Linked DNA regions of Homo sapiens: region 2 is linked to region 1. Evidence: chromatin loops called from intact Hi-C (ENCODE). Cell type or tissue: PC-9. All regions are shown on one strand. Each heading gives the region's core, and the rest is flanking DNA. Links, peaks and the distances in the headings are about the cores only.

Region 1 (17,169 bases), core at 4,847-9,846:
CCTAGTTTTTATATATAACATATTTTTATATATTATTTTATATACTTTGTTAAATGGTATGGGAAAATCAAAAGAATCATAATATGTAACTACCAACTCCAATAAAGTAAAACTTAGCTTAGGGACAGAGCATAAATACATAAAAGGATGTGGGACAATAATATACGTGACGAACAGTGAGTGAGTGTACCATGCAGAGGGTCATGAAGTCACAGTAAAAAGAGAGTACAGTGACCTCAGAGGAGCAGAGATGACTCAGCAGAAGATAAAGAAATCAAACTGATTTTTTATTTTTTATTTTCATTTTTTGTAGGGACAGGATCTCACTGTGTTGGCCAGGCTGATTTCCAACTCCTAGCCTTAAGTGATCCTCCCACCTTGGCTTCCCAAAGTAGTGGGATTACAGGTGTGAGCCAGGACATCTTATTGAAACTGAGTTTTGATGGACGTAAAGAATCAAAGTTAGTGGCCTCGATGGAAGGATGATGTATCATAAGTTGAAGAAACAGCAGAAACAAATGCATGGAAGCAAGAAAAATAACTAAGTTATGTTTGGGGGACAGGATGTAAAGTTCAGAAAGATAGGTTGGGATAGTCTAAATGACTAGGGGTGAAGAAGGACTTTGGGTAGGGGGTAGTGTTTTGAAAATGATGTTTTCACAGTATTAGCCTGGTGATGGGTATGCAAAACTCTGGAAGTGAGGCGAGGTAGAGGCAAGAAGACAAGCTTTTGCTTTTATACATCATATTTAATTTTTAGCATTTGCAAAGGAAAATCACAAATTGCCAACAAAAAGGTATCCTAACTGGTGCAAAGAGAGGAATCTGGCATCTGATTTCTCAAAAAAAGCCATTAAAGAAAGCGCTGGTAAAAAAAAAGTAATTTGACTCGTGACGAATAGATAGCAGTCACACCATAGCATTAAAATACTTAAAAGGGGGTAAAGAAAAGTTGAAGAGAAAAAGGAGAAAAAATTGTTACATAAATAAAAATAATTTATGAAAATCTCTATTCTGAAGGGACAAGGTTTGATTATATTATTTTCATTTACTCTTCTCCTTAGAATAGTTTGAAATTCAATCTCACACAAGTGATTCCTACGAACAGATAAACCAAATAGTCAGATGCTGGCATCAGCAGCAGCTCATCATATTAAACAAAGCTTGCTGTGTGTCAGAAACAAAGCTCCTTTTATAATTGCATATGCAGATAGATTTTCAGGATCACTTGTGCTTGGTATGATTTTTCTGACTTCCAGTCACTTACTATATTTTTATTTCTTAAAGAGCCATTTTTATTTGGGACAGTGTCTTGAGGGTGAAGACTAGGTAAATGGGACTCTATGTCCTTAAAGAAAAGGACATATTTTAAATCTTTTCACTACAGAATGATCTTTGGATTGAATTCATTGCATTATTTAATCTACCACCTCTCAATAAAACTTTAAAAATGCCCCAACTGAATTGTAAACTCCAAGAATCTGTAAGTTCTTGTTCAATAGTATGGTGATACATTCCTTTGTGTAGTTTCAAAATGTTCAGTGGTGTGGATGATATTACTACTTAAAGTTTGATGTTACTCAGACTGGACAGAATTCTGTATCAGTTTTGCAAAGACTCAAAACACTGGCACTAGGATTATTGTGTATAGAAGACACTTTTGTTTAAACTAAAGTCGATAAGGAACAGGCATGATAAATCATTTCCTCCAACATCACTTCAAGTCAACACTTCTCTAATGCCTTAAACAAAATAAAACAGACAACAAAAAAAGGGACATTATATATAGTAACAAACCACAGAGCAATATTAGCCTTCTATTATTATATACAGCTATAACCTTAACACTTAATTCAGATATTTGCAAAATTACCAATCAACTCTTTCAATGAAACCACAGAAAAATAGTCCGTCAGAATACCACTGATAAGCAAATGAATGTCATAATATTCAAGGATAAATATCACAAAATTAGAGGACATCTATTATTTGCTGAAGCTATATTAAATAAATGAAATATCATGAACAATTCCCCTACCCGCCCCCCACACACACCCAACAATGCTTTGGTTTTGAGAAGATCAAGTCTGCTCCTACTTAAGACAATGTGTAATATTTTTCTACAGAAGATTGCATACCTGATGTGTTAGCAACTCGAGACTGCTATTTTTATGCTGTAAAGGTTTAAGGTCTGCTGCTACCCATTATAAACATGTGATTTACTGCTGTTTTATTTTACTTGTTAAGAATTAAATTTAAAACAAAGGGCATTATTTAAGGGTTTTAATATCCGAATAAAGAAATAGAATCAAGCTGTAATATAATTGTAGAATGGCAACTTCTAACTATGAGGAAACAATTTTTAAAAACCTACATATAAAATCCAGGGATTATTATTCTATGGCTGGAAGCTAGATTACTTATCTGTAGCTTCACTATGCCTCAGTAAGTCACTGTATCCTATAGTTCTGCTGCTCTATTTTTGGTGTGTATGATTCATTCATTAGTTCATCAAACACTGGTTAACCTTCAGGTGCCACACTCCTGGAGCTCTAGTAACAAAAGATAAACAGATGCAGGGGATATGGTCTCTGTCTTCAAGAAACTCACAGTTCAGTTGGAGAAACAGTCATGTAAACACATCATTATAATGGAGTGAGACATGCTAACAGATGCTTGTAAGGTGGGGCTGTGATGATAGACAAGGCATGTTTGCTTGGGGATTCAAGGAAGACCTTAAACAAAGAGTGGCTTATAGGCAATATTTTGAAGAAAGAATTGGAATTACCAAGGCAGGTCCAATAAAAATCACACAAATAGTGAAATAGTTAAATTAGTCAGTTAAATAGATAAATAATTATGTGAACTAAGCGATTAAGATTCAGGTGCTATTCACAAGTAACACCCTTTTTGAAACACACGAGCATAGCAGAGGATAGACAATGTGAAGCAGAGAACCTAGCTATAAATGTGAAGCAGGGAAGTGACCCCTGGAAATATATTCAGTCCTATTATCAATCTCTAAAATACAGAATCAATATATGAATTCACAGGATTTTTGAGGAAAGTATTTGAACCTGTTCTGTGAATTCTAAAGTATCCTACAAATGTTATCTACTTAATTACACCAATTTTTGTCCAGTGAGTGTAGAAGTAGAGGTAACTTAATTATAAAGATGTGCTTCTTAGAAATGGCAAGACAAATTTTCACATCCCTCTTTAGTATAAATATCATTTCAGTAAATTATGAGATGCTTACCATAAAATCTTTTTACATCACATTATTGTCATTAATGTCCACAGGCCTAATCAATACTTGAACAAGGGCAATCACAATGAAGCATGGATCATATTTAGAAGACATCTTTTACAACCGAAAAGTCTCTGAACAGAGGACAGTCCTTGCACTCTGAGTATATATAGTTTTATTTTTCCTCATTATTCTATTTTATTTCTGAGCCAATGTAACTGTCAGTACAATTATTGTGTCATGTAAAATTTATTTTCCAGACTTGCCCCCACCTACATATTGTCAGTATAACAAATAATAATATTGTAGTCTACATAGCAGAGTACAATGGTAATAGAATCAACATCCAATTCCAAAATCAGGATATTTTTATAAGTTTTTTCTCGAAATTGATGTGCAATGAATCTGACACAAATCCAGTGTTTGGCAAAAGCCTGCCTGAGGGTACTCTTCTCTGTCTGCTTCTTGCTGAAGCATATTCTTGAAGCCAAAGTATAGACTGAACACAGGGAACTTCAAAAGGAACTGCTGAGTCCTGCACCTCCTGTCACAGCCAGAGAGATATGCCCATATCTCTCTGTAATTATTGATTTATTGACCAATAAAGTAGACATTTGTATTTTTGCCACTCAGAATCCACTTCCCCTATTTTTAGTGTAAATATACTATTTTACTTCAGAAAACTACCCCTTTCAGCTTTTAGGCTATGATGTGTCTGCAGAGATAATCCCATCCCTAAGCTTGGGGTAGACATTTGATTTGGGCCTAAGCCAATCAGAATATATTATCTTTCATGAAAATGATTGGTTCAAATATGTCCACGTGACCTCACTGGAGACCATGTGACTATGCTGGAATGGCTATCAGGTACTATATTTTAATCACAGAAAGATATCGTGTCTGAGGATGGAAAGAGAGATCAAGAGATGAAGAGAGTCAAACAGGGCCCTGATGAAGGCGTCTGACCCTGTAACCAGCCATGCCAGATCAAATTCCAAACTTTTTGGACACCTAATCTGATGAACTTCTCTTTACCTAAACCTAATTTGGGTCAAGTGTTCTGTCACTTACAGTGCAATGAACAGATACAATCAATATCAACGATTTAAGCCCTATCCCTGTTACTAGCAAGAGAAAGAAATGTAGCTTATTTCTTGCCTGTTGCTTCCCAGGCTGCCCCACATTGTCTGTGTCACTCTTGCATATCCATGCCTGGTTTCTCCTAACTAGGGCCTATACCTCCTATCACTGAACTTGTAAATCACACCCTAATAATGACTTGGAAGAAATGGGTTATACTTACCTATAACACTCACAATTACTCTATTCTCACTTTTGCTTGCCTGCCTTGAAGCCCCTTTCAAGTAGCAATATAACCAAACACCGCATGTTCTCACTCGTAGGTGGGAATTGAACAATGAGAGCACATGGACACAGGAAGGGGAACATCACACACCGGGGCCTGTTGTGGGGTGGGAGGAGTGGGGAGGGATAGCATTAGGAGATATACCTAACGTTAAATGATGAGTTAATGGGTGCAGCATATCAACATGGCACATGTATACATATGTAACAAACCTGCACGTTGTGCACATGTACCCTAAAACTTAAAGTATAATTAAAAAAATTACTTTTAAATGATATCCACAGCTTGTTTTTCTGTTTCTGGTTTACAGTTGAATTATACATATCATCATATTTGTCTTTGTCCTGACTATACTTTTATTCTCAAAGGGCAATTTGTCCTTTTACATTGTGGAGCTCTGCTATGACAACATTTTCATATAATGTTCTTTCCAGATTGTTTGGAAGAAGAGCTTACACTGCAGTGGGTTAAGTGCGATTTCCTTTGCTGAGTGGCAATAGCAACCTTACTTACAGAATTAAGCTTTGCCTTTTTTTTTTCTCTCTCTCTCTTTTCAACAGTACTAGTGGGATGCTTTCTCCTGAAAAGCTGAGTATCTGGCATATGGAAAAATCAACTATTTGTAGTAAAAGCTTGAGGCTTCCAAGGACTTTTGTGGGCATCCCATATAAATTCAGTGAGTTGGAATTAACAGGTCTGTCCTTGCATAAATGAATAGAAAGCCTGCAAAGTAATTCTTTGCTAATCACAGCAAATTAGTCCTGAATTCTACTGACATGGAAAGATTCTAACTGGCATCAAGCCTGAAGACTAAAAATAATTATATTGCCATGGATTAGAAAGTGTCAATATTTACATGCCTTAGTGGGATGTAATCTTTATTGAAAACAGAATGACTAAATTTTACCCAAAATTGTGATACTCTGATTGTTAACATGTTTTTGGACTTGATAGATGTATACCTTCTTGTCTGAGGACTGAGTAGAGCCATAAAGAAATCCAGAAACATCTCTCATTAATATTCTACCTTTCAAGACTCCTGAGATATTCTTTTTCTTGTCATTTAACAGCATTTAGTAGTTAATAATAAATTTATTTTACATATTTTCTGAAAAATATTTACTGTACCAATCTTTAACTAGATAGTAGAGATACAATTATATGAAAGAAGAAAAAGTCCCTTTCTTCATGGAACTAATATTCTAACAAATACTCATATAGATAACTGCTTAATTAAAGTTTTGAGGAGTATAACTACTATGCAACCATAAGGTAAAATTTATTATGGTTAAAAATGTATAAATAAACCACAAGTCATCTATGCATGTGGACATTTAAAAATGTTAATTTAAGAAGTCACTACAGTCTAAACCAAACAGACCTCCTATCAAGTGGGAACTTATCACTTTTTAAATCTTGTCTCTCAAGTCATTTATGACTGCAGAAATAAATAGGAGCCTCAAGGAAGAAAATGATCAACAAGAATAAAATATAGGTTAAGGCATCAGCTATACTTATCTTCACAATTATGAGAGCGAGCTAATTAAATATGACAAACTTGACAAAGCAACATCAATTTCTAAATGTAAATATAAGAAACTCATAAAGAAAGCTCTGAAATCAGTCAGTCAACCAATCAATCAAAAAACTGAATAATTTCTCTCTTTGCCTCTACTGTATTTCTCTTAAGATACAAATGAGTGCATTTTGAGAAGTAAATTTTGAGAAGGGAGAAATGACAATTGTGTGACTCCTATGGAGTGAATAGAAGCTAGATAATCAGGGAAAGGCAGGGATGGCGGCTCCTATGACAGTGAGCATTTGTCCAAAAGATACAGCTGTACATGACCCAATGTTTATGATTCCTGAATTTAAAAACAAAAAAGATGAAATGATGACCAAGTTTTGAGACCACCGATTTGCACTTAGGAGCTTACAAATTGTCAATCATGCTATAGGGTAGTGTACACATGCGTGGGAAATTTGTATTTGAACATTTGCCCACAACAGCAGCTGAGGAGAAATCCACATGAAGTTATTCATGAATTTAATCTTAGAGAAGATTTTGAGTCCATGTAATCTGATTTTAAAACTGCTGTTATGTGATATTTGTGTAATCAGAGAAAAAGGAAAGTTTCAACTACTTGGAAATTGAGCCTATTTAAAAAAAACAAACAAAAAATTTGTGTTTTAGTGAACTTGAGAATATTAAAACTTAACTACTCAAATCTATCAAAATTATATACAATTAAGCACTATTATGTACAGAATGGTATAGCAGCAACTGTGTCCTTTCATTCTCATTTATCCCTTTATAACAATTATTAAATAAACAATCCCTCTTTGCACTTATAAATGCTTATGTTGGATTTATAATGTATATACAGCTATTTCTGTGCAAACTGAAAATTATAACTAATTGATTTTTCCTTTTAAGTGGTATTTGCAAAAAATCTCCAAACCTTTAATATGATGGATGTAAGTAACATTTCCACAAAAAGAATTTATTTTAAACTGTTTACTTTGTTATGCTTTGGAATATTTAACTCAATAGATTCGGCCTCTTTGAATAATTAAATCTAAGTCACTTAGAAGAGAATTTCTGTAAAACTATAACTTGCATGTGTGTGTATACTTTTGGAAATGCTTTAAAAAACTGAGATTTTTAAACTCTATGTCTGAGAAATAAAAAGCATCCTTTACATTTTGAAAAAAAATTAAACATTTTCAATCATCAGAGTTCAACTAAATTTCACAAACTGTAACCCTGATTATTTGAGTCATGGCAAATGCAATAGAGAACTTTCAAAGTATATTATATTAGGGAGATTAGCTTAGTATTTTACATATATAACTCATATAATCTTCTTAATAACCCAAGAAGAGAAGTCATTGGTCCATATCACATAGTCTAACTGATGGAGCTGGTATTTTAAGCCCAAGAAATCTGACTCCAGAGCCAAGCATGGCATATGTATAAATATGGTGAAAAGTAAGATAACTTACATAAAGTATATTTTAATAAGAAAAGGGAAAAATTATGGTTAAGTGGGGGTGTTGTGAAAGATCCTTATTAAACAGGCCTAGACTGGACTATTTAGCCTAGGTGGATCAATCTACAAAATGTTACTGATATAAAACTTGTATACAGATATACAAGTCAACCCATGGTCTACAACAATGGACAGGGGAAGCTGCTGTAGATAGCAGGGTTGTGGATGATGCAAAGAATGCGTGATTGCATTTCACATAAAAATAGATTAAAATAACTCTTCAAGTATTGCACAGCATCTTAATAAAAGGATACAAATTATACAGTATATAAAACAGGTGACAGTGCCCTCTGGAGGATGCTACTGAAATTTGGCACCAGCTACCTATTCAAGAATGCTGCAGGTAAAATTGACATTCTTTCATGTATCAGAATCAGTGTGCTTCGAAAAATACAAGTGCAATGAAAGAACTGTTCACACTGGTTCTTCAAACTTGTCCTCAAAAGGCAGCCTTTGTAGTACTACCAGCTTAATGCAAGGATGTAGATGGGGTAGTATTGGTTTTTATAATTACAGGAGAGATAGGTTGCAATAATCGAATTTATGAAAAGTGTTATCAATTGGTTACTAAGAATTTCAACCAAAAATATTTTATTAACAAGTAGCCATCCCAAACTGTAGCAAATCAGGAACTGCATTTGACCAAAGATTTTAAATATGCTACCATCATTTGTATCAGCTACCGTTCTGCTTATCATGTTATGACTTCTGACAGCAGGAACGGAATGCCCAGTGTAAGTGTGAATCTCTTAATTTAGTATTTGGTCTAGAACCTTTATGTTCACTACGGAAATGGCTCTCTGGCTCTTCATATTGTCCCTTTGACACACATACACAGACACAGAGAGAGATACTGTGTACAATTACTTCCTGAAACCTGATATCAAAGAAGGTTTGCAATCGAAATACAAATCCCTAGGGAAAAAAAGTGCAAAAAGAAAAAAGAGAGAGAAGACACATCAGAAAGACCAGAGCATCAGAGATTCCACTTCAGATAAAGTACCAGAAGTTAAGAAAGCAAGAAAACAGACTCTAAAGCTCAAATTAATTTTATTTTCTAAAGTCACAGTAATTTCTGTGTCACCACCATGCTAGAATAAATTAATAAACTACCTTGAAATTACAAATCATTCATTAATATGCTGGCTTACTTCCTAAAAAATCTAACTGGTTATTCGTATATCTGCTAGGCCACAAAAGAAATATAAATAAAATGAATAAAAATAAAATACTTAGGGGACTCTCCAAAACTTGATAGCTTGAGATTAAACCTGAGGCAGAGAAGTCAGGGTCCAAAAGTCACTGCAGGTCCTATGTTACTTGTGTTTCAACTTGGGAAAATTGATAAATACATAAAAGTAACTAACTTTATCTCCCTCCTCCTGAAAAGGAAAGACAGCTATAGTGAATCTTATTTTTATTTTCCTAAGAAAGGACTCCAAGCTTATTAAAATAACCAATTAATTAATTTAGAGATTCTTGTTATTGTTTGTTAAAACACCAAATTATATTACTAACAACACTCACATTTTTGTCTGTTTCACTGCTTAGTACTTTAGAATAACTCTAGTGCACAAATGTGGTAGTAATGTATTATCCCACATATATTAAATCATTATTATATTTTAAAAATCTAGATAAAATACATAAAATTGAAAGTTGTTAGCCTCCTAGCATAAGAAAACACAGAAATGTCAATCAATGAAAAATGAAATCAATATTCTGTGTCTGTTGAATGCATTCTTCTTGCTGATAATTACACTTAAAAAAATGAAAAGGGAGAAAGCCATAATACCTTGTTGTCATAGGATATTTATGCTTAAAGAAATATGGGATATAAAATTTACACTATATAAATGAAAAAAAGCCACAGTTATAGTATTAAAATGTGTGCCCACAGACATGTGTATACCTTTTGACTTTTCTCTGCACAGTTTGTATAAAAATCCCAGAGTCCACTTTGTTAATCTTGAGAATGTCTGGCTTTCTGCATAACCTGCTAATTTCTTTCCAGCCCCCTAAAATGTGGCATCTGTTATACTGAATGAACCCTCTCCTCATTGTTTCTTAATGGTAGGCACCACTATTATTTACTTACTTACTGACCTATTTATGTATTTAAATAAACAGAAGTTGTCCCTAAGAGATTGCCACTTTTAGGCATAAGTTACACCAGAAGCTGCCATCTTCTCTCCTTTCTCTCATCATTAGATATCCTTAGAGAAAGGTAAACTACTTCCAGCCAGCTCCATTTTCTCAGCTCCCATTTAATTTTAAGTCCCTTACACTTTAGCCTATGCCTTTACCATGACAAAGCAATTGCCTTGAAGGCTTACAGTGATCTCCTTTGTAAACTCAGTAACTGCTCAGCCTCATCCTCCTTTAACCTCTTGAAAATATTAACTAAAGAACTTCTACACAGCAAAAGAAACTATTATCAGAGTAAAGAAACTATTATCAGAGTGAACAAACAATCTACACAATGGGAGAAATTTTTGCAATCTATCCATCTGACAAATGTCTAACGTCCAGCATCTACAAGGTACTTAAACAAATTTACAAGAAACAAACAAACAAAAAACCCCATTAAAAAGTGAGCAAAGGGCAACATGAACTGAGAGTTCTCAAAAGAAGACATTCATGCAGCCAACAAACATATCTTAAAAAGCTCAACATCACTAATCTTTAGAGAATACAAATCAAAACCACAATCAGATAGCATCTCACACCAGTCAGAAAGGCTATTACTAAAAGTCAAAAAACAACAGATGCTGGGGAGGTTGTGGAGAAAAAGGAACACTTTTCCACTGTTGGTGGGAGTGTAAATTAGTTCAAACATTGTGGAAGACAGTGTGGCAATTCCTCAGAGACCTAGAGGCAGAAATACCATTTGACCCAGCAATCCCATTTCTGGGTATATACCCAAAGGAATATAAATCATTCCATTATAAAGATACATGCACGCATATGTTCATTGAAGCACATTATTTTATGCCAGATGCTATGGTTTGAATAGTTGTCCCCTCCAGAACTCATGTTGAAACTTAATCCCTAGGGTAACAGTATTACGAGATGAGGTCTTTAAGAGGTGATTGGGTTATAGAAGCTCTGCCCCCATGAAAAAAATCCATTCACGGATTCATGAATTAATGGATTAATGCATTATCATGAGAGTGAGTTGGTTATCATAGGAATGGGCCATTATATAGGCTAGTTTGGCTGTCTCCTGTGAGCCCCTCAGAATGTGATACCCTGTGCTTCCTTGGGACTCTGCACCAGCAAAAGGCCCCTCACCAGATGTAGCCCCTGAACCTCTGACTTTCCAGCCCCTAGAACGATAATAAATATGTTTCTTTTCTTTATAAATTACCCAGTCTCAAGTATTCTGTTAAAGGAACAAAAAATTGAACAAGACATCAAACTTTACAGTAATTCCTTTATGCACATTATTTTGCTGAAAACAATCTCTTTTTTTATGTTATCCACCACTGATCATCTGCATTTTTCAAATGGTAGTTTTTACACTTTACTATACATCACATTTATTTTTGTGCAATTGTCTCTCCCTAAAGAGTAAAATTTTTGAGTTTGACTTCGATATCTAATCCTTCCCCAATGCTTCCCACAGGACCCCAAAGAAACTAAGTTAGGAGTTAACTTACAAGACTCCCTTTTCTTGAAACGATCTGCATAAACGATTCATAAATATAAAATACACACACACATACCCATATAGACACACACGCATGATAGTTTTCATAAATTATTGCAACACTGTTCATCAAAAAAATCAAATATTCTCCATGTCAATGTAATTAACAGTCATTAATACAGCATGCAAAGATCAAAAAGAGATTGGAGAATTCTACTGGGAAAAAATATATGGTTGTTCTTTATAACAAGAGTATCTGACTCACTGCTGTTACTCTAATTTGATGACTAGAAGGGAAAGCATTGCTTGACTTTGCTATCCTCCTATCTTATCTAGAAAACAGGGATGAGAGAAAATGACAATCAATCAAACATATGAATAAAAATCAAGCCTTGAAACATGCTCATTCAAATGATATGAATGAGTGCTCTGCATTTCTACATTACTGAGGCTGCACACTCAGCCGATGAAAACCTCAGTGCCCTAACTCACTGCATACTTTGTCGATCAGAAACACTAGTATCTTGCTGCAGAGGGAATGCTGCCTGGATTCACATGATTACCTTTTTGATTAGCTTTCCTACTCCCATTGCTACAATTTGTCCCCTGTTGCACACAACTCTCTTGAAGGAAAAAATATTTCACTTCTATGAACAGAAAACTTTTTAAAATTCTTGGTTTATTTTATGCCCCTTGGATGACATTTATTCCTCAGAAATAGTAAAAGTTGCTTTTATAAAGCAGCATTATTTTTTTAAAAAATAGCCCAAGCCAGTTGGTGGCATTTCTGCATCTTCATCATAAAGAAGCATATTGATTGGATGAAAACGCTACATAAACAAATTGCAACAGCCTGTTTGAGGGGAAATTGCCCTGCCCTAATGAAAATGTAAATAACTAGCAAAGCAATGCCAACTGAAACAATGGTCTAGTTGGGGACAATTCTTTTCGTTGTAGGACTGCTCAATGCAAGGGGGTGGGGGGTAACTTTAACTGGCCTTCTGTGTCGTGCTCCTTCAGGATTTTGCTTAGAATTGCATGACTTCCAGCACTTAGGAGTCTGTGGTTTGATTTTCACTTGTGAAGTTGAAAATTGCAGCCATGATAATTAGCAGTGACTGCATTTCATCATGCTAAGCAAGGAGCATGCTCTTTAAAATACACCAAGTAGAAGAAAGCAAGGTGAATAAAAATAAAATGCCAGTATTTGAAAATTAAGCCAATGTATTACTAAAATATTTTCATCACTCAAAAAATATCCCCGGAATAATAACCAAGCAAACAATTCTAAAAGCAGTTAGACAGTACCATACACTAGGTAACTCCCATGAGAAGAGACACTTCAGAAGAAAATGGATATTGCACCTTCTTTCAGGAAGACGTATTGGTAGAATTTCATCCTGAGACTCACATAAATGGATAAGCAAGCATAAAACTAAATCCCTTATAGAGTTGATGTTCCAAATTTGTGAAGTATTACAGAATTTTAAGGATGGAGATTATAATGCAAGCCCCGGTAAACAGAAGTCAGCACTGTCAAAAAGCAATTGTACTTTTCCTTTCTCAGAAAGTGGACAAATATTTTTCAATGTTTTTCCACAACTCTGTAACCCCATGTGCTTTTCTGGTCCAGGATTTTTTTTTTTTCTCAGCACACACATCATTTGAATGGTGGCAAGCAGGAAAACACTTTTAGTAACTAACTGGCAGATGATTTAGCTTTTCTTAATTTGATTTTTAGTTTCTCAACCAACAAAATATGCCAGAGGGGATTTATCTGGGAAAATTGGGTCTTAAAAAATAGTCTTTTTTTTAACTCAAATTGTTCGTATTTTTAGGACATCACTGAATTTTGAAGTTGGTTTAACATGTGATGAGTAAAGGCTTACCTAATGAACTGCTGAATGAGTAAATTTTTGCTTCATTTTTACTTGGCCAACCTGGCCTAAACTCAAGAAATGTTTTTAGTTTCTGATTAATGGTGAATATGCCCTATATACCGAAATGAAATCAATTCTCGTTTATTTCAACTGATACAACATATTAGTTTGAACTAAGGTTATTTAAATCATTGTACATGTACAAATTTTAAGTGAATATAATTTTACAGCAAAAATCAATTTAAGAACATCCTTTCCCTTTATGAACACCATGCACATTTAATTGAGCAAAAGGAGCCAGATAAAGTTTACATCAGCATGCTTCCATGTATATGAAGTTCAAGAAATGTCAACACTAAAAGATGGTAATAAACATCAGAACAGTGATTCCCAGATGAGTCAGGGAAGAGTGGGGAAGAATGGAAGAGAGGATTCAAAGGAGGCACAAAGAAATTTCCTGAAGTGATAGAAATATTCTATATCCTGATTGGAGTGGTGGTTACGTGGGTATACAGAGTTGTCAAGACACACTGCAGTATACATCGAAAAACATACTGTGCATTTAACTGAATGTAAATTATGCACATTATTTCAATAAAGTTGATTTAATTAAAGTAAAACAAATATTCAGCTCTGGGCATTTGCACTACTGATAAAGAAGGCAGCACTATATCATCTTGGAACCCCTTTCTGAAGCCCCCTGTTTGTATCTACGCACATAACCTTTAAACTGAGTGCAGATTCTACATGAGGGGAGAACAATCTTAGTTTGAATGTCTAGAAGTTCTGTCTATTGGCTTGGTATTAATTAAATTTACCTATTTTGTTTTGAAGATATAATCACGAGATTATTGCTTATAATTTACTCCGTGATCTTAAGAGGAAATTTGGCTGAGTTTTCATTCCGTTTTGAACTGTGCCTATACATACATACACCAGCAAAACAGTTAGAAAAAACATAAGTCTTCCAGTTGCTCTTCTAGAAAAGTTAGAATGTGTAGAGTCAAGGAATTCTCTTATATTGTTCCAGAGATCAGAATAGGGGTTAGTCAGCAGTGGCTATTGGGAGCTATGACTGGGCACTGTAGAGAAGAGGCAGCAAGACTATAAACTATGGCTGGGCAAAGTCCCATTGTGTGCCTGTAGTCCCAGCTACTTGGGAGGCTGAGGAAGGAGGATCGTGTGAGCTCAGGAATTCAAGGCCGTAGAGCACCACAGTCATGCCTGTGAACAGCCACTGCACTCCAGCCTGGGCAACATAGCAAGACCCCATCTCTAAAACAAAGCAAAACAAAACAACAACACTATAAACTGTACCCAACAGACTATTTTACTTCAAGACATGTTCCTTCTTCTTAATGAGGAAGACCCTTCAATTGGCTTTCAGCCTTTAGAGCAGCTCTAATATTTGCCTCTGATGGTAGAAGGAGTTGAGATGGACATTCAAATATCCTAACACTGTCACAAAAGTGCAGTGAACTTTAAAATGCTAAAGGAGAATGCCAAATTGAATCTTTGATTTTGGAGCTTTAAACCACACTGAGCAGAAATGTGAGCTTTTTTTTTTGATATTTAGAATTGATAATTCTTACAGAAATTATTTCATTGCTTTTGAGTAATACTATTAATAATAGCTAATATTTGCTTTGCACTTATGGGGAGGTGTTATATTAAGCACTTGGTATATGCTAATTTACTCTTTGAAAACACTATCTGGTAAGTTACTGCTGTCATTCCTATGATACACACAAGGAGTCTTCGACTTAAAGTAACTTATCTCAGGTTTAACAGCAGATTTATGTGGACTGGAACTTTTAAATACAAAGATCATAGAATGCTGCAAGAAAGTGTAGGTAAGAGCATTGATAAATATAGCAAAGAACCAGAAAGGATTCTAATGTCCATCAATAGAAGAATTGATAAGTAAATTATCACAATGTTTTCCAATAACATACAACATAAATTGAAAATCAGGGAACTATAGCTACTCACATCAGCATGGACTAATCCCACAAACAGAATTTCTGATGAAGAAATCAAGTCACAGAATATATACAGTGTAATTACATGTATATACAATTCACAAATGAAAAATATAAAATAATATCTTTTGAAGATATACAATTCATTAAAATTATAATGAAAAATAAGACAGCAGTAAACTCTATTTATTTTCTGCTTTATAATTTCTTATTCCATCTCAAATAGTCCTCTGGCTACCTTTGTATTTATTTTGCTTATATTTAAGTTTACCCTTCTAAGGAAGAAATATTTGGTTTCATCACTTTGAGATTCTAATAGTATATTTCAATAAATGTTTTGATTTATCATGGGTAATGTAAATAATAATTATAATACAATTTTAACATGAACTTCAGGAACTAAACATACAGAACAATATTTAAGAAAAACAAAGCATGTGCAACCTTCCTTTGGTACTGATAAATCTTAAACACTGATCTAGAATACTAGATATCAAACAATCTCCTCGGAACTCTTCCCCAGAAGCAAGTAGTTTGGCTAAACCCTTGAGAATACCTGTCTTTTCCATATTGTGCAATTTATTTTCGACAACAAGATCTCTGCCTTAGCCATAATTCTAGAATTGCAGGTCAGGATTGCTCTCCAGAGTCTTGGCCTGGGCCCTGACCATCTGCTGCCAAACCTTATTGAATCCATCTACTTGACTACCTGAATTCCAAGTATTGCTTGTTGCTGTCTTTCTGTGTCAATGAACTCTGATCATCAGCCAGAAAACACCCATCATCTATCTGTCACTTGTCACATAGACCTGTCTACTTGAACTGCTGCCTCCTTCTTTCACCATACTATTATGATATTATAGTTCCTCTAGGTTTCCAGCATTTAAAGCAAAGTCCACACCACAAATGCTGGCCTCACAGCAGAGAAGGGGTGGGAGAAGTGAGAACTGGCTAAATGTCTCTAGAGTACACTCACCAGCATTTCTTTTAGAAAAGAGAGCAATGGATATGAAAGAATGATTGCTTTCAGTGGGAGAAGGTAAAATATTCCCAACTACTATCAGCCATGTGTCTATATTCTAGAGCATTTCTTCCAACACTTGAGACTTTTGAATATTTTAATCATTGAAGATACAGGAAGAAATAACACATGGCCCATATTCTCAAGGCACTCATCAATTATTAGGTTCCCAGTAACATAGAACATGGCTAGACTTGCAAATAGAAGTATGAACACAGTGTAGTGGGACCAGGGAGATCCCCTTCCAGGAGAGCTCCTGATATCTAAGCTGAACTCTGAATATCAATAATGGCAATATTAGCAAGTAATCGCTGCTTAACTAGTATATGCTAATAATTAAGCAAAATATTTCATGAATTTATTTAATTTAATTCACAATTTTTAGGTTACATTGTTATTCCCAACATACAGATGAACAAACTGAATTTCAGGGAGATCAGGCAAGAGTTTTCAAGGATAGAGAACAAGGCAGAGATGGGGTTAGAGAAATGCAGAAAATAACATGAGACAATTAAATAACATTAACTCAAAACGCAGGAGATGATGTTGGAGAGGTAAAGATGGTAGTAAGGTATTGATATGGTTTGGCTATGTTCCCACCCAAATCTCATCTTGAATTGTAGCTCCCACAATTCCCATGTGCTATGGGAGGGACGCGGTGGGAGGTAATTGAATCAGGGGGGTGGATCTTTCCCACACTATTCTTGTGACAGTGAATAAGTCTCATGAGATGTGATGGTTTTATAAAGGGGAGTTTCCCAGCACAAGTTCTCTTCTCTGGTCTGCCACCATGAGAGACATGCCTTTCACTTTTCACCATAATTGTGAGGCCTCCCCAGACATGTGGAACTGTGAATCCATTAAAACTCTTTCTTTAGTAAATTGCCCAGTCTCCAGTATGTCTTTATTAGCTACGTGAAAATGAACTAATACAGGTATGGAATTTTCAAAGTCGTACTGACTTT
Region 2 (17,169 bases), core at 5,017-10,016, 330 kb before region 1:
CTGAGGCATAAATGTCCAGGTCATGAGAGATAACCATAGAGTCTTGGGCACCTAGAGTGATTATAATACATGGAGATAAATGATGTGATTAGATTAGTCCAGAGGCTACAGTCTGAGGGAGAAGGTTTCTAAGTCTTAGCAGAAATATGAAGAGCCCTTGAGATCCTGGTTCCCTCTTATTAATAATGCTTCTAATTCACAGCACACAACTTTGCCATTCCCCACCTCTTGGCTTCTGCATCGGGGGCCTGGAGGATGGTGGAGGATTGATCTTACATGAAGCATGGGAAATCAGAGATAACCTCTTGACTCTTAGGGCATGTGAAGTTCTGCAAAGGAAACATAGAGGTAAGGGAAGAATTTATCTTATCTGGAAGATGGAGAGTTTCAGGGCTACACACCCACAAACCCACTATCTCCACCCCGACACACACAGGGACACACACGTGCACTTTTATTAAATTTTTTTTCAGATCCTATATCTGCATTTATTTCTTCCCTATGTAATTTGTCAGAGGGAAGCAGAAGTATCTTCCCTTAAAAGTTTCTTTTTAACGGCAACTCTTCCCCAGATCTCTAGCTTGCCAGCCTTCCCTGCAGAGTTTGGATTTGCCAGCCTCCAGAATGGAATGAGCAATTCCCTAACATTTTTTAAAAATAAATATAGATCTCTCTCTCCATATTAGTTATGTTCTCTGAAGAACTCTGACTCATATAGGAATCCAATCTCTGTTATATTTGCTCTTGATGACTTTTGAATTTTATTAAACAATTTGAATTTTTTTTTCTGATGATGTACTAGTCCGTTTTCATACTGCTGATAAAGACATACCTACTTGGCAACTTACAAAAGAGAGGTTTAATGGACTTACAGTTCCACGTAAAGAGAGAGAGCTTGTGCAGGGAAATTCCCATTTTTAAAACCATCAGATCTCGTGAAACTTTTTCAGTACCACAAGAATAGCATGGGAAAGACCCACCCCATGATTCAATTATCTTCCACTGGGTCCCTCCCACAGCATGTGGAAGTTATGGGAGCTAGAAGATGAGATATGGGTGGGGACACAGAGCCAAACCATATCAGATGATAAAATACAGACTGTAAAAAACATAGAAAATTCAAATAGCACAAAAATGGCACTGTCAACATCTTGCTGAGTGCTCTTCTGTTTTTTCTGTGAGTTTATAGACATGTATACTCAACAACAAATTTGGATTATGAAATTCTTTTTCAATAACATTAACTGTAAGCATTTAAAAATGTTATTAAAATTGTATAGAAAAAAATTATATAGAAAAAAGATTTTTAAAGTTTCTGTCTTTAATTCTAATACATTTCATTTTACCATGCATAGCATACATTTTTATAATCAGTGTCTTCATTTAAAATATACAATACTCATATAGAAAATAAAATTACACTCTTTTGCTGTGCTGAATTTTATTATTTTAATTTTATCCTAAAATTTGTGTTTAACTTCTGTAAAACACTGTTTTTAATAGGAACGCTTTTAATATATGTTAAATTTATTGTCATAATTTCTTAAATAGTAGTAAATGACTAATTTTCTGAGTGAATATTAGTAAAATAGTGTCATAAAGATCATTAATATGACTGCCAAAGTGAGGCAGAAATACCACAGTAATAAAATACTAATTTAGAAAAACCCAGAAGAAAGATGTGTAATAGTACAAAAAGATTTAATATACCTCCACAAGAGATAAATTTTCCATGTTGCTCTTATAATCATTACTGTTTGGTTTTAGATTGTTACTGGGCATGAGAACCATAGTTAGACCTGCTGTAGATCCAGAAGGCTTAGGGTCCCAGTTAGCCTGACATTTGAGAATGTAAACTAACTTTAGCTGAGTCAGTGTGTGAACAGTTGCCTATGAGTACAAAATCAATTCATCTCTGAGTATATTATCAAGGACTGTGTCTCTTTTGCTGTTCAGTTAAGCTCAGGTCCCAGAAAGTACTTTGCATACATAGCTTCAAAGGAATTCACAGTTGGGTCAGATAAGGGACTCAGTACATAAGTCTTTGTGTTTGTCTTCTTTTATTATTTTCCCAAATCCCTCCAACCCATGAGCCCAGGTAAATAAAAATTAACTGAACAAGAACCCAAACTGAGACTATCTGTAAAAAGTAACTGAAATCTGCCTTTGTTTCATTATTTTTAATAAGAAGACGAGAAAATAAGTGGTTATCTTCAGCTTAACTTACCATCAAAAAAATGTATTAATCAGTTCACTTAAATGTGAGAAAAGCCAAACCCCACCATATGGTATCTTATTAACAATGCCATGGCTTAACAGTGAGTCCTAAATTGGGCATGGAGCCATATTTCTTCAGATTCTTGTTAAGTCGTGTTTCTAAACTGACTAAGTTCTTAGATACAGTGTATGAGAATCATATAATTACATTATTAAGCAAGTTCATATAGCAAGAACTAAAAGAACTTCTCTATATAGAGCTAGATGTTTTTTCCATAATTATACTTATGTATCTGAATAACAGTCATATATCTGAATCACTTTAAATTCTTCTTAATGATATAGCGTTTGTACAGACACTCCTTTGACTCAAATGTCTAGCTCACAATCATAGAGCTAGCAACTATACATCACAATGTGTAATCATGACTCAATTATATAGTCGTTTGCTCCAACATGATGGGAGAACTTCTTGATTCAGTGTTTCTTCCCCACAACTTCCTTTATTCTTCCTCACTGCAGAGTGCTACCTCAGTTTTTCCTTTCCATATCCATTTTCCCTATCTTGGCTACTTACAGTCCAGTTCCTTTAATTATTCACTCTTCTTGCACTCTTCTACTACCTTCTTCCTTAGAAACTACTCTTCCTCACCTATTGCTTGCTTTCTTGCTGACCATTTGGAAACTCCCTCATCATTGTTTATCCCTTGAATTATAATCTGGTTCAAGCGCTTGTGAAATTTCCTAAACTGCGATAGTTTCCTAACAACTTCAGCCTTGCATACACGAGACATTCTTTACACAGATGTATGTTAAAAACACAAGCCAAACTTGTCCAGTTCTCTTGGCAACGTTTAGTGATCCCCATTTCCTACAACATGTTTTTCATATTGTATCATGACACAGAGAGCCCTTTACCAATAGTCTTATCTCTACCTCTTTTGCTTTATTCCCAGGCACGTTTTTCAGGGTGACTTGTTATTTATAGGTTAGTGGAACAAGTTCAATCCAAAACAATCATTTATAGTGTTTCCCTTGAAAAAAACAGATCAAGTGTTCTAAAAAAAAGAGATTAACAAATCACGGCCGGGCACGGTGGCTCACGCCTGTAATCCCAGCACTTCGGGAAGCCAAGATGGGTGGATCACGAGGTCAGGAGATCAAGACCATCCTGGCTAAGATGGTGAAATCCCTTCTGTACTAAAAATACAAAAAATTAGCCGAGCATGGTGGCGGGCGCCTGTAGTCCTAGCTACTCGGGAGGCTGAGGCAGGAGAATGGCGTGAACCTGGGAGGTGGAGCTTGCAGTGAGCCAAGATCACACCACTGCACTCCAGCCTGGGCGACAGAGCAAGACTCCATCTCAAGAAAAAAAAAAAAATAATTTTAAGACTCTTTTTAACTTTAACTTATATCCAGTGAATATTTTATGTTTTCAGATTCTAAGAATTTTTCCATTCACATGAAAACGTCTGAATATTCTTTATTAATGTAATAAGAATCATGATAATTAAAATTGAATTCATAGAAATTTACATTTCAGCAGCAGTTGCTAAATTTCAAAAATTTGCTTACTCTTTACCATGTTTGGCATATTTTTGAACTTTTTTAAGTAGAAATAAGTGCTTTCATAACCCTCTTAACCTGAGCAAGAAAAAAAGCCTAAATCATTTCAGAATGTTTAAACATCGAAAAAGGGAAATTATCATAATGTTTATCATAAAGTATAAAAAGCTACATACAAACTTTTTTAAATAAATTGAATCATCAAACAAATTTGACCTAAATGAAAGGTTAATAATCAAGTTCTTAAATGCTATTCTACTTCATACTATTATTGTTAAAACTGCATTGAAAACTGCTCCAGAATTTAGATTCTTCATTTGTAAAATGGAATAACATAAATTTGCTATTTAGAATAAGAACTGAGAAAATGTCAACAGAAATTGTATATTAAATAAATATATGAAGCCAAACACAAAGTTATATAAACATTCTTTTCAAAATAAAATGTTGGCTTAAATGTATAATTGTATGAGACACATTTGGAGAAGCTTGCTCGGACCACATTTAAAATATGATAAACCACAGCTCAAGCCAAGAGGATACAGAAAAATCTATCCAAATTCCTGTATGTTAGACAACAGCTTGGACTGCTTGCTTTTTTGTTACAGATCTACCCAGATCTCACCAAATCAATCTCTTTTAATAGCACAGTTTGATAACAGTTCTGACAAAGAAAATTGCCATCAGCAACTACTGGCTGCCAAAGAATACTGAATTATTGTGAGGTATCGGCCAAATATATAAAATTTTAAAAGCTCATAAAAAAGCAATTAATTGGTCTCATATATCTATTTCTATTTTAATGCTAGAATTAACCATTTAATTAACCTATCCCATTAAAATAGAACATTCATATAATAGCTTCTTAAGTCTGGGGGCTTTCTTGCATGTGAGTGCTGGCTTCTTTTTCTGTAAGTAGGCCCAAGATTATCCCATTATGTCTGAATTCACTCAGGTTCCAGCCAAGCCAGATCTCTCTATGAGCTCCAAACTCAAGCATTCATTTATTCCACAGACAGCTGCTGTGTGTCAGGCATTATGCTAGGCTAGGTACCAGAGATAAAAAAAAAAAATGCTGTCAGCAGCTCCGCAGGAATATTTATTTCATAGGCTCTCCCCCAATAAAATGTTTCAATGATCAATTTGTTTTGAGAAATGTTGTATATGCTACCACATCCCCAAATATTAAAACCTGTTTTTAAAACTTTGAAAGCATTACAAATTCTTGTGGTTAAAAATGTAACCACACCTAGTAGAATGGTGAAAATGCAAAACACTGACAACACTAAATGCTGGTGATAACGTGGAGCAACAGGAATGCTCATTCATTGCTGGATGAAATGTAAAGTAGTATAGCCATTTTGGAAGACAGTTTGGCAGTTTCTTATGAAATTAAATGTACTCTACTATCCAGTCACCACACTCCTGGGTATTTATAAAAATAAGTTGAAATTTGTGTCCACAAAAAATCCTGCATGTGGATGTTTATAGCAACTTGTTCATAATTGCCAAAACTTGAAGGTGACCAAGATGTCTTTCAGTAGGTGAATGGACAAACTGTGCTACATCTGGACAATGAAATATTATTCTCTGACAAAAAGAAATGAGCTTTCAAGCACAAAGACACATGGTGGAAAACTTCAAAGCATATTGCACAGTGAAAGAAACCAATTTGAAAAGTCTGCATACTGTGTGATTCCAAATATATGACATTCTGGGAAAGACAAAACTATGGAAATGGTAAAAAGTTCCGTGCTCTTCAGAGGTCAGAAGGGAAAGAAGAATGAATTGGCAGTGCACAGAGGATTTGGGGGGCAGTGAAACTATTCTGTATACTACTACAATGGTGAAGACATGTTATTGTACATTTGTCAAAATCCATAGAATAAACAGTAAGAGTAAACCCTAATGTAAACTATGGACTTTGGGTGATGATGATGTGTCCATCTGGGTTCATTAATCATAACAACCGTACCACTCTGGTGGGGTTTGTCGACAGTTGGGGAGGCTCTGTGTGTGTTCAGAGGACCAAGGAACTCTCTGTATTGCCTGCCTCTCAATTTTGCTGTGAACTTAAAAATGCTCTAAAAATTAAAATTTGTTAAAAAAAAAACGATCTCACTTGATTATGGTATTTTTATGTCAAGAAATTGTTACTATTTCTTCTTGCAACTAATAGCCTGTGTAGCACATTTCTATATGATGGACCACTTAGTTCATATAATACAAAAATGAACCAATAATTTAATAAGTTAATTAAGACTCAGATATTTCAATTTCCAAAACAAACTACCAAAAAAAAAAGGTACTACAATCAGTTGTTTCAATAAACTGACTAAATCAAGTAAAGTATTTCATTGTGTATTCTCACTAGATAAGTCATTCATTATCTCTTGACTCATAATTTAAGCAAGAATGTAATCTTAACAAACAGCATTTTTTTATTTAGCATCAGACATCAGTATAGGTGATAGTCTCCATTATTCCATTTATTCAACAAAAATTTTTCAAGCACCAAATCTGTATTGGCAAACTTTTTCTGTGAAGGGCTAAAGAAGAAATATATTTAAGCTCTGCAACCCATATGATTTCTGTCACAACTACTCACTTCTGCCATTGTAGTGCAAAAAATAATCATAGACAATAATTAATAAATGGGCATGGCTGGGTTCCAATAAAGTGTTATTTACAAAAACTGGCAGTAGGAGAAAGTAGGCCTGTGGGGCTTTAATTTGCCAACTCCTGGTCTAGACAATAGGGATACGAATTTTCAAGTAATTGCCTTTAAATATTTAGAGCCTCATGAAGGAAACATATGCTTACATTTCATTGTTTTAACTGTTATTTTATGAAATCGGGAAGGAGGAAGTTTTAACCAAAGAAAGGAAATGTACAAGCAAAACATTTTTTTCTCAAACATCCTGGGTGAAAAGTGGCTTATCACAGTGCAAGTTGCTATTTTCTTAATTATTTGGAATCTCAAAAGAAGATCTGTCTTTGTCCTACATGTTATCCAGGAACGTATGGGGCTACAGATGATACTCATTATAAACTCACCCACTCACCTCCTACTTTCATAACAACTTGTGGTAGAGATATATCAGAAGACATGAAGAAACGATGTGAGAGGGAATTCATAATTATTATACTCTGCTAAGACCACCCACCGCAGAAAGCAAAACTGACGATTGAAAAGTGAGAAAGTTGCAAAACACAACAACAATGAGGCCTAGAGTTAAACAACAGTTAAGAGAGAAGAGTCCTTGATATACTCCAGGGGAAAACTCAACAGATTATCGTATGCTGTGCCTCAAGAGTCTTTGAGGAAACAATAAGGTTTTTGCTTCCCAAATTTGGTTCTGCTAATTTTCTTAAATGTGCTGGTCTGTAGATTTCCTGGAATAAAAATAGTCAAAATGCTTCAGAGTCAGATGACCTGTTAAAAGCAGACTGCATAATTTGTTGAAGATTTGAATAAGATTCAGAGCACTATGCATTTATGCAACACTGGCTGTTTATCTGTGAGTAATAGTTCTTGTGGGGGATACAAAAAAGTAATAATTCAGTTTCTGGAAACTTTAAGTTGGGAATATAGGATACAGACATATTAGCAATTAAATAACATAACCCACTGATATGGTTTGGCTGTGTGTGTCCCCACCCAAATCTCACGTTGAACTGTAGCTCCCATAATCCTCATGTGTCGTGGGAGGGACCTAGTGGGAGGTAATTGAATCACGGGGGTGGGTCTTTCCCCACCCTGTTCTCGTCATAGTGAATAAGTCTTATGAGATCTGATGGTTTTATAAAGGGAAGTTCCTCTTCGCAAGCTCTCTCGCCTGTTGCCATATAAGACTTGATTTTCTCCTCATTCGCCTTCTGCCATTATTGTGAGACTTCCCTAGCCATGTGGAACTGTGTGTGAGTCAATTAAAACTCTTTATAAATTACCCAGTCTCAGGTATTAGCAGCGTGAGAACAGACTAATACACCCACAAAGCCTGTATTCTAGAATATTTTCTCAGATGTAATGATACAATTATACAAATCAAGAAAATAGAAAAATTAAGTATCATTTCAATATAATTTTTGAAAGCCCAATTGGCAATTAAGTTTGAAAGTAAGAATATTTATAGCGTTCAGTAGAGGAACTCAAATGAAAATGAGAAAATATCTCATAATTTTGAGTTCAAGAATTTTCTGTTTCCCTATTTTACTAATTTATTGATTATGTTGTGTCCAATAAAACCCTAAACTTCACTTCTTTGTGTTCTTTCTGTGGTTTCCCACCCAGGTGCACATTGAATGCCTTACTGTTTTTACCACCATCTTGTGGTAAGATAAGGTAACTGCATGTAAACTCACTGAACATAACGTAAGTGGCAGATGAAGGCACTCACACCACATCCCCTTTGTGACAATGTGCCTGACAGTCAGTACACCTTTCAGGAACTTAGTACCTTACAAAAGCAGACATGGTGATAAACCTTATAAGTGAGAGGCTCAAAGAGGATTTTATAAGTGGAGTTGATTTTGTTTAATGCTGATTTTATATATACAATCAGTATTTTGAGGATACATATATATTCCCAAACATCTTCTGAAATAAGAGTGCCTATAAAGCTGTTTTATGTTTGCTTCTTTTTAAACACAGGAGGTCTCTTTCTCTTGAAGGGGATGAAGAGAGAAATCTCACTCTAACTGTGGCTAAATCGTGAAGGGACCCAACATAGATTGGTGATAAATAAGCAGAATAAAACAAAGACAAAGCAGAGGTTCGCAACTGGCTTGCAAAACAGTTAATCAAAATCAATGACTTCTGCTACTAAGAACCAAGAAAACATTGTTCTGTGGTTTTTAAGAGGAATCTTTAGCCAATGCAACCAGGTAGGAAGTCATAGGATGCTCCATAATACATGCCTATGGATACTATTCATTAAAAAAATAAAATAAAAATTAAGATAGAATACGTAGTCTTAAAATTAAAAAAGTCGATATTAATCTGAAATGGCAATGATAATAAAATACTACAGGAAACACTTTTTATTTTTATTTATTTATTTATTTTTCCGAGACCGAGTCTTCCTCTGTAGCCCAGGCTGGAGTGCAGTGCCGTGATCTTGGCTCACTGCAACCTCCACCTCCCAGATTCAAGCAATTCTCCTGCCTCAGCCTCCTGAGTAGCTGGGATTACAGGCGCATGCCACCATGCCCGGCTAATTTTTTTTTTTTTTTTGTATTTTTGGTAGAGATGGAGTTTCACCATGTTGGCCAGGCTGGTCTGGACCTCCTGACCTCACAATCCACCTGCCTCGGCCTCCCAAAGTGCTGAGATTACAGGGGTGAGCCACCACGCCTGGCCAGGAAACACTGTTAAGAACAAGATTGCCTTATGTTAGCGTCTTCCTGCTGGCAAACAGTCAGAACGGCAGGTACTGGCGTCTAGGTGGTGTTGCGTACACTCATACCACATACAAGTTCATTGATAGAACTGTGTTACCCATGAGAAGATACTGATTAAGATGGAGAATCAGTGTTATTGTAAATAAATTAACATGTGTGTAAAACATAAAAGCATAAAACATAAGCTCCAAAAACCACTTTAGAAATAATTTCATCTAGTCCTCTCATATTTCAAATAAAAAATTCAGAGGAGGTAAATTCTACTTAACTTTTTCAGTCTCAACATTTGGACTGATCAAATGTATGAGTATTTGCCAACCTAACAAGAGAGAATTGCTGTTCCATCTGTGACCCCATTGGGCTTTATGGTCCTTGTCTCTTGTATTGTAGTTAGCTTTAGATATAACTCAGATGTCAGTTGTTTTCTCATTTTCATACTCTTTCATTTATTCCATCTGTTTCTGTTCTCACTTCTATCTAGGTACAGCATTCCATAATGCTTTCAATTGTCTTTGGATAATTTATTCACACACACGCAAAAATATATTAGTGAGCAATATTCACTGCATTAATTCAGTTAACAAATATTTATTTGGCATCCACTAAGTGCCAACCACTGCTTTAGATGCTGGGGATAAAAACAAACAAACAAAAAGTCATGAGCTTTGCCCTGATGGAAATTATAATGGAGGAGAAAGACTAATGGAATAATCAAGAAGTTAAACCCATAAAAAATTATTCTAATGGAGAAGTACACACATTTTCAATGAGGATAATTAATGTGGTCAGAGGAAGCAAAAAATGCTTCCTTGAGAAATGAAGATTTAGCTAAGATCCAAGGAAATGAGTCCAACTTAACAATTTTAAGAAAGAGCTGATGTATATGTTGGAATAATCCATAGTTTGACGGAAAAACTGAAAGATGACTTAAAGACAGTGAATGGAAATGAATAAAGTGTAATAAATTCTCAATGAAACATTATATAGCAGTCAAAATGAATGATCTACAGCTATCTGCAGGAATGTGAATGGGCTTTATTAATATATTATTTAGTTAAAAACAATTATTCCCGTACAGAAAATTCTTCTTTGTTTCTTTTCACACCACATTAAAAGTGTAAAAATCATGATTAGCTCACTGGCTATAAAAGGACAGTCCTCAGGCCAGATTTGACCAACAAGTACAACACACACACACACACACACACACACACACACACACACACACTAAGTTTTATGATAGTGGCTACCTCTGGTTGCTGGAGTTGATAAATGGCGGGATGGGGAATGAGCTCATTAAGATGTAAGATGCATTCGTGTTCTAAATCCTGAGTTAGATAATGGATTAGAAAAAGCTTACTATGTTAAAGATTAAAAAATATAAAAACGGAGGACTATTCATGAACCAAAAATGATGATGTATTAAAAACCAGAGTTCAAATAAAAAAATTCAGTTGCATGCATTTAAGATCCAACATCCAACAACAACAAAAGAGAACAGAGAGAGAGAGAGAGAGAGAGAGAGAGAGAGAGGAAAAAACTAAAACATGGAGCAGCAAAATGGTGCTTGTTGAGGTTGGGGATTTTTTAGGCCAAATTTTCAATGGCTAACGTAGGTCTTTATTTACTTGTTTGTTTCTTTGTTTATTTATTTATTTAAAAATATTCACCTTGAATTCTCTTTATTGAAGGGTGGGAATGGGGTGGAGTGGGAGTGACATGGCCAAGTTAGCTTTTCCATAAAATTATTCCACTGTAGTGTGGAAACTCTTCAGAAGGAGACAAAAGTAAGTATTTACTCACCAAATATATACTCACAAGAGACTGTAGAAAAGTTCTGGGTAGAGTTGATAGTATCTGAGCCAAGGTAATTGTTGTGGAAATAGAAAGAATCTGGCTGATTTTAAAAACACATAAAAGGTAATAGATAAAATTTAGAAATGAATGTGACTGTTTGGATATGGACCTTGGGGCCTCAAAGATTTCATGAAGGACTATTACATTTACGGCGATTACAAAATTAGATACTTGGTAATGCCATTCTCTGAGACATAAAATGGTGCCAGAGAACTAAGTTTAGGGAGTAGATTATTTATTCATCAATTTACTCCACATTTACTAAATTTTGATTTGTGAAGCACAGCTGTGTTAAGTACTAAGATAGTAGAGTAAAGCAAATTTTCAAGTTCCCTGTTTTCATAGAGCTTACATTTTAGTGAGAGCACACAGACCAGAAATAAGTATGCAAACAAATAAATTGTTTAGATTATACCATTTTGTAGAGGAAATAAAACACCATGATGACATAGGGAACAGTGGAGGCAAGGAAGCTATTTTAAGCAGGGGGTTGGCAGGTGATTTCTCCAGAATGACGTAGCAGAGACTGGAATGGCAAAGTCAAGAGTTTTGTTTTAGATGTCTTCTGCTTAAGGTACCTTTGAGGAACCCAAGTAGAGACTAATGGAATAATCAAGAATGAGCAGCTAAAGGAGACAAAAAAGTCAGAGAAGAGATCTACAACCTCTGCAGAGGAGAAGAAGGGGAGATTAATCTCTTACATCCCATAATATATAGGTTTAATTTGTATACATGCTTTCTCTTTCTGTCTGTATCCCCAAGATAAGGCTGCAAGATTTAGCAAATAGAAATACTGAATGCTCAGTTAAATTTGATTTTAGTGAAACAGGGAATTTATTGATTGATTAACTGATTGTTTGATACCCATGCACTATTAGAGACATATAAAAATATTCATGTTTTATCTGAAACTCCAATTTACCTGGACATCCTATATTTTACCTAGCAACCCTATCACAAAAAGCACTTAGCACTACTAACTTCTCCCTTCCTCCTCTCTTCCTTCCTCCTGTCTCCTTCATTTTTCTCCTGATCTCTTTCCTTCCTCTTTCATCCCCTTTCTTATTCCCAGATTTTCCACAGGGGACTTCAAAATCCTTCCTCCTTCATCTTACAGAGTAATTCAGTTCTTCCATTTTCTGCCTTTTCTAGTATATCCCATGCCTCCCAATCAGAACACTGATTATAACCAAGACTAGACAGATATGGGCTGACCTACGTGAGAAGGCAAGTTGAAGGCCACAGCACACATTTACACATGGATAGGTGCTGGTGTCAATAAACTGTCAGTAGGTGAAGCGCAAGAACTCCATCTCGGATTTTGTCCATATTCCCTATATGTAAATATAGGAGGCACTTGACCATATTTTTCAAATGACAAAAGGCAAGGTTTGATCGGCTTAAAGTTGTAAGCTACTAAACATGTTACTGGCAACATTTTAGTAGAAACTTCATTTTTCTCCTTTTTCTGTCGAGAGGTTTAATATGAATAGTAGAAAGCAACAATAATAACAACTAATGTTTATTAGCTAATTACTACTTATGAGGCATTATATTAAACATTTCCTATGTATTACCTTAAAAGTTCCTTTTAACTTTAACAATGTATGATTCGTTGGCACAGCATGGTCTCAGATACGACAGAGTCTGAGGAAAATTTAGAGATACTTTAATTAATAATGAGATGCAATTAAATAATAATGTCTAAACATTTCCAGGGGAAAAAAAGGTGTTGAAGTATGATGATCATCATAGAGACAAGAAATATTACTAGAAAAGGTTTCAGCAATTTGCAATCTTCTCTCTATTAATTCCCAAACTGGTTGAGCACAGCTTCAACAATGTGTCATGCCTCAACAATTTGTTTGCATGAGAATCATTCACAGACCTAACATTTCATTTGGTGTGACTACAACGTGTGTGGTTGGTTGAGTAAAGTCACAAGCTACACAGATATGAGGAGAATATGTTATTAATGGTGTTAGTGAGAAACATAATTTAGAACTTAAAAGCATATTTCTTCTGTGCAGTTCATTGGGCTTTACAAATATTTCATTAAGCTGTATTACCCTGCTGTCAGAGGGAGGTGACTATATGGCAAATATTATAATAAACAGCTATTGAGGGGCTATTCAGATAAGAAAATAACACTGCAATTCACAATATGTGTAGTTAAATGAGAATAGGAAATAAATATATCTATTTACATTGGCAGGCTGTGATAAAAGCTATATTGGCATTAGAGTAACTTGAAGCCATATGAAGAAAATCCCTTTTTGGCTATCCCTCAAGGCAATCATGTGCACAGTGGAACGATAAGCCCCTCTGTGCAGAGTGCCACTGGAGCACTTGAAGTCATACAAATTGGTTGTAGTGTGGTCTAAAAAGTTCACCTCACCCACACCTACCTTCCAAAAGAATTTCATGTACGTGAAGCTGGTTATGCACAAAAATGCTTGTGAGAATGACTTTTTTGTAAATTTGTCAGATATTTGCTGCATACAAACCACCCCACATTTTAGTAGCTTACAACATTAAGCAGATAAGTTTTGCAAGTTGGTGGAGTTGTTCTTCTGGCATAGCCCAGTTGCATGTTTGATGGAGCTTACTCATGCATCTGTGGTCAACTGCAGGTTGCCTGGCGGGGGGGGTCTTGCTTGCTCCCCTGTGTTTGTGCCTTGGCTGGGACGACACTGTCTCCTTCACTTGAACTGCATTCTTCAGTATGTTAGCCTGGAATTGTTCTCACGGGTGCAGCAGGGCTCTCAGAGGAACAGCAGAAGAGCAGACGGCCTCTGAGGCGCAGGCTGGCAACCAGCACAGTATCATTTCTACCTCATTGAGTTGTTCAAACAGGTCACAACATCTGCCAAATTCATGGTTCAGGAAGAGAGACTATGTTTTGATGGGAAGAGCTGCAACACTCACATTGTAAAGGCCCGAGTATTTGTAAAGGAAGGAAGAATGTGTAGCTGTTTTGGAAATCTCCCACAGTTGTATAGTGAACATGTATTATCTTTATGGCACTCAACCACTTTTAAACAGAGGGGGTTTTTTTAGGGAATTTACCATGTTGTAAGTACCACTTTTACCAAACAAAAAAAAAAAAAAGAAAAGGAAGTCTGTTATGTGACCTAGACTTAATAAATAAGATGTGGCTTTGTGAGATTTTGACTTGGAGTAGAGAAGGCACTATGAATAATTCATTTCCTGGTGAAGATGGCAGAATATGGCAGAAAGACAGATGGCAATGAACCCATTGGTGGCTTCCCGGGTATATGAATTGCCTCTCTTTGAATCCCATGCTGTGGGGTCTCCAAAGTGTGCTCCCATGCTGGTACAGGTCCTGGCTGCCGAGCCTTTAAGCTAGTTTCCCTGGCCCTCCCAGAGATTTGGAGAATTGCTAATATCTCTTTAAATTAGCCAGAGTAATTTTCAAGGATTAAAACTAAGAGTCCTGACTGATACAGTAGAAACATTGAGTATATTTCTTCATCTCTAAAACAGAATAAATAATATACATTGAGAAACTGGTTCACAGTTGGCACTTAATAAATGATAGCTTCTGATGCTTTATGTTTTCTAAAAAGTTTTCATAAAACAAAATTTCTTGTTTTTCTTCTACCGATATAGCACCAAATCATACTGGTTAGTTTTATTTTATATTTAAGTGTAAGGCTCACACTTACTTTCTCTTAAAAGGTAAAATAGTTCAACTTTTCACTTATTTTTCCAGACAGAATATAACGTGGCTGCATAATATAGTAGAAATGTATTTGAAGAGAATCAAAGGTGAGTGCCTGGTCTCATTTCTGTCACATACATGATATAAGCAAGTTGCATTTTTTGGCCCCTACATTATCCATGGGGAAAGTGGCTGTCTTGTTCACCTCAGAGGATTACTCTGAGACTCATAAAAAATATTAGAAGCATAAAGACTTTGAAACTATGAACTGCTATGCAAACATAAGAGACTACTTTCTTAAAGAGGGATTTCTTATCTCCTTATCTATGTTATAAACAAATACCAATTGTGAAATTTTTAATATATTCTCAAAATTTATCTCTACCCTGAGCCTCCTTTAACATGGGTTTATATGTGTCCTCCATCCAGATTTAATTTAGATTGGTCCTTTCATATTTTGAATTGAAAAACTTGACATTTATTCTTGCATCCTGCAAAATAAACGTAGCTTACATCACCACAGGAGAATTGTCTTCCAAGCCTGATTTCAGAGGAAATATCACTTTTTCTTCCTGGACCTGGCACACTGACCTATACAAAGGAGGTCCAAATTAATGTAAGGTGATGATGACTATTAACAATAATAACACTGAAAATTATCACATTTATGGTGAGAATACAAAGTCATGAAATAATTACTTCATGGTTCTATCATACCGTATGTTCCTTAAGTAAATACTAGGAGTTTTCTCTTTAAATTTTTGACTTAAATCTTTCTTCTTTATATACTTTATAGTTTACAGTTATTTTCAACACTTTACTTCTTATTTTCTTTTATATGCTCCATGGGAGAAAATTACCTAAACAATGAACAAAAAAAAAATAATAATTATACATGGTTGACAACAAACAGAGCAATAAAATTATGTGGTACAATGAAAATTGAATTTAAGAATTGATTACATGAAGGAGTACAATCAATTATTTAAAAAACATAAAAACATAATACAATGTTTAAAATTACAAAAAGGAAATACAAAACCAATGGTAAGTAATTTATCAGAAGTGACACTTTAAGTAAAGGGCAAGTGAGACTTTAGTTAAACTTCATCTTCTTTCATTTATTTTATTGAAAATTTAGTTAATTTCTCATAAAATAACAAACTTTCTGTTTCTTTCTTGTTTTTAATTTTTTGATAATGGTTTTATGTTTTTTCCTAAACTTTTTTATCCATAAAATCTACCAAATTTTTGTTTTCATTTCAGAAATTGCTCTCTGCAAACCTTAAGTGGACTTCCAATTAGATATTATTGGTCTTAGTAACAATACTTAAAATTGTTCAATGGCCTCTCATACTTCTTTAAAAAGTATCCAACTCCTAAAGACAACTATGAGTGCTTACAGGAGGTCGTCATTGCCTACTGTTATCCTCATAATCTATCACTCTTCTCTTCACTCACCAACTTCACTAAACCACAACAACCTTTCTTCTACTCCACTGCACATGCCAAGACCTTACGTAATCTAATTCTTGTGTTTCTCTTCAACATCATTTTATTCTGTTCTCTACTCAGTATTTTTCAGCCACAATGGTTTCCATTCCATACCTTGAAGACGTGAAGACTTTTCTCAGCTCGCAGGGCCTGTGCTTACCAATCTCTCTACCTGAAACCATCTTCCTCCTTTTCTCATTATGTGGTCTGTTTTCTCTCAAACTCCAGATGTGAGCTCAAATGTCACATGTTCACACAGTCTTTTCTTTACCAATCTGTCCAAATCATCTCTCTTCTCACTCTCTCTCCTATAACTCTGATTATTTACTCATAAATAACATTTATCTTATTTATCTATTTGTTGACTTGCTTGTTGACTATCTCTGAAGAGGAAGTTCCTTGAGAGCAGGGAGGGTGCTGTATTTCCAGTGATATGCTCACAGCACCTACTACAATGCCAACACAATCATTATTTCTTGAACTGCTAATCTGTTACTATCCTTTCTGGTAATCTATATTTTGTGCTATCCTTTTGGGACAATATTTTCTCTCTCTTACTAAAATCTTATATTTTCTCTGAGACATTTGACTTATTAAGCCACCACACATTTTTATAATGTGTCTAGTCATTTTGATTACCAGGAGTCATATAAGAAATGAAATTTTTATTTTCAGATTTTGGCATATCTACTATCTTGACGTGCTGGATAGTATTTTTTTTTCCGGTAACTAACTTCATTCTCAAACTCTTCTGTGCTCTTCAGGTAGGAAAGACTGAAAACTGTTTTTCGCAGAATCACTTTTTTTTTTTTTTTTTTGAGACGGAGTTTCGCTCTGTCGCCCAGGCTGGAGTGCAGTGGCGCGATCTCGACTCACTGCAAGCTCCGCCTCCCGGGTTCACGCCATTCTCCTGCCTCAGCCTCCCGTGTAGCTGGGACTACAGGCGC

The links. A loop is a pair of places that touch in the nucleus more often than their neighbours do. Peaks named below come from ENCODE experiments on the same cell type or tissue, not always from the same donor. Only the 100,000 strongest peaks of a DNase experiment are listed, where the experiment ranks them.
Region 2: a loop joins it to region 1, with 3 times the contacts of the local background. A loop is called at or near these places in 7 of 110 quality-filtered maps.

Annotation. Positions count from the first base shown.
Region 1 is chr4:31,036,712-31,053,880 of GRCh38, reverse strand. The region is part of intron 2 of PCDH7 (protocadherin 7); the gene reads right to left. Among named protein-coding and RNA genes, the nearest start is that of LINC02497, 130 kb to the left of the region's middle. RefSeq lists an enhancer at 9,683-10,252. In PC-9, for the core only: a CTCF peak has its summit at 7,970 (motif pointing left); a DNase peak (open chromatin) is centred at 7,930; H3K27ac peaks cover 323 bases.
Region 2 is chr4:31,362,000-31,379,168 of GRCh38, reverse strand. No RefSeq gene overlaps it. Among named protein-coding and RNA genes, the nearest start is that of LINC02501, 140 kb to the left of the region's middle. In PC-9, for the core only: CTCF peaks have their summits at 7,927 and 8,129 (motif pointing left); no DNase peak of the experiment used is centred there.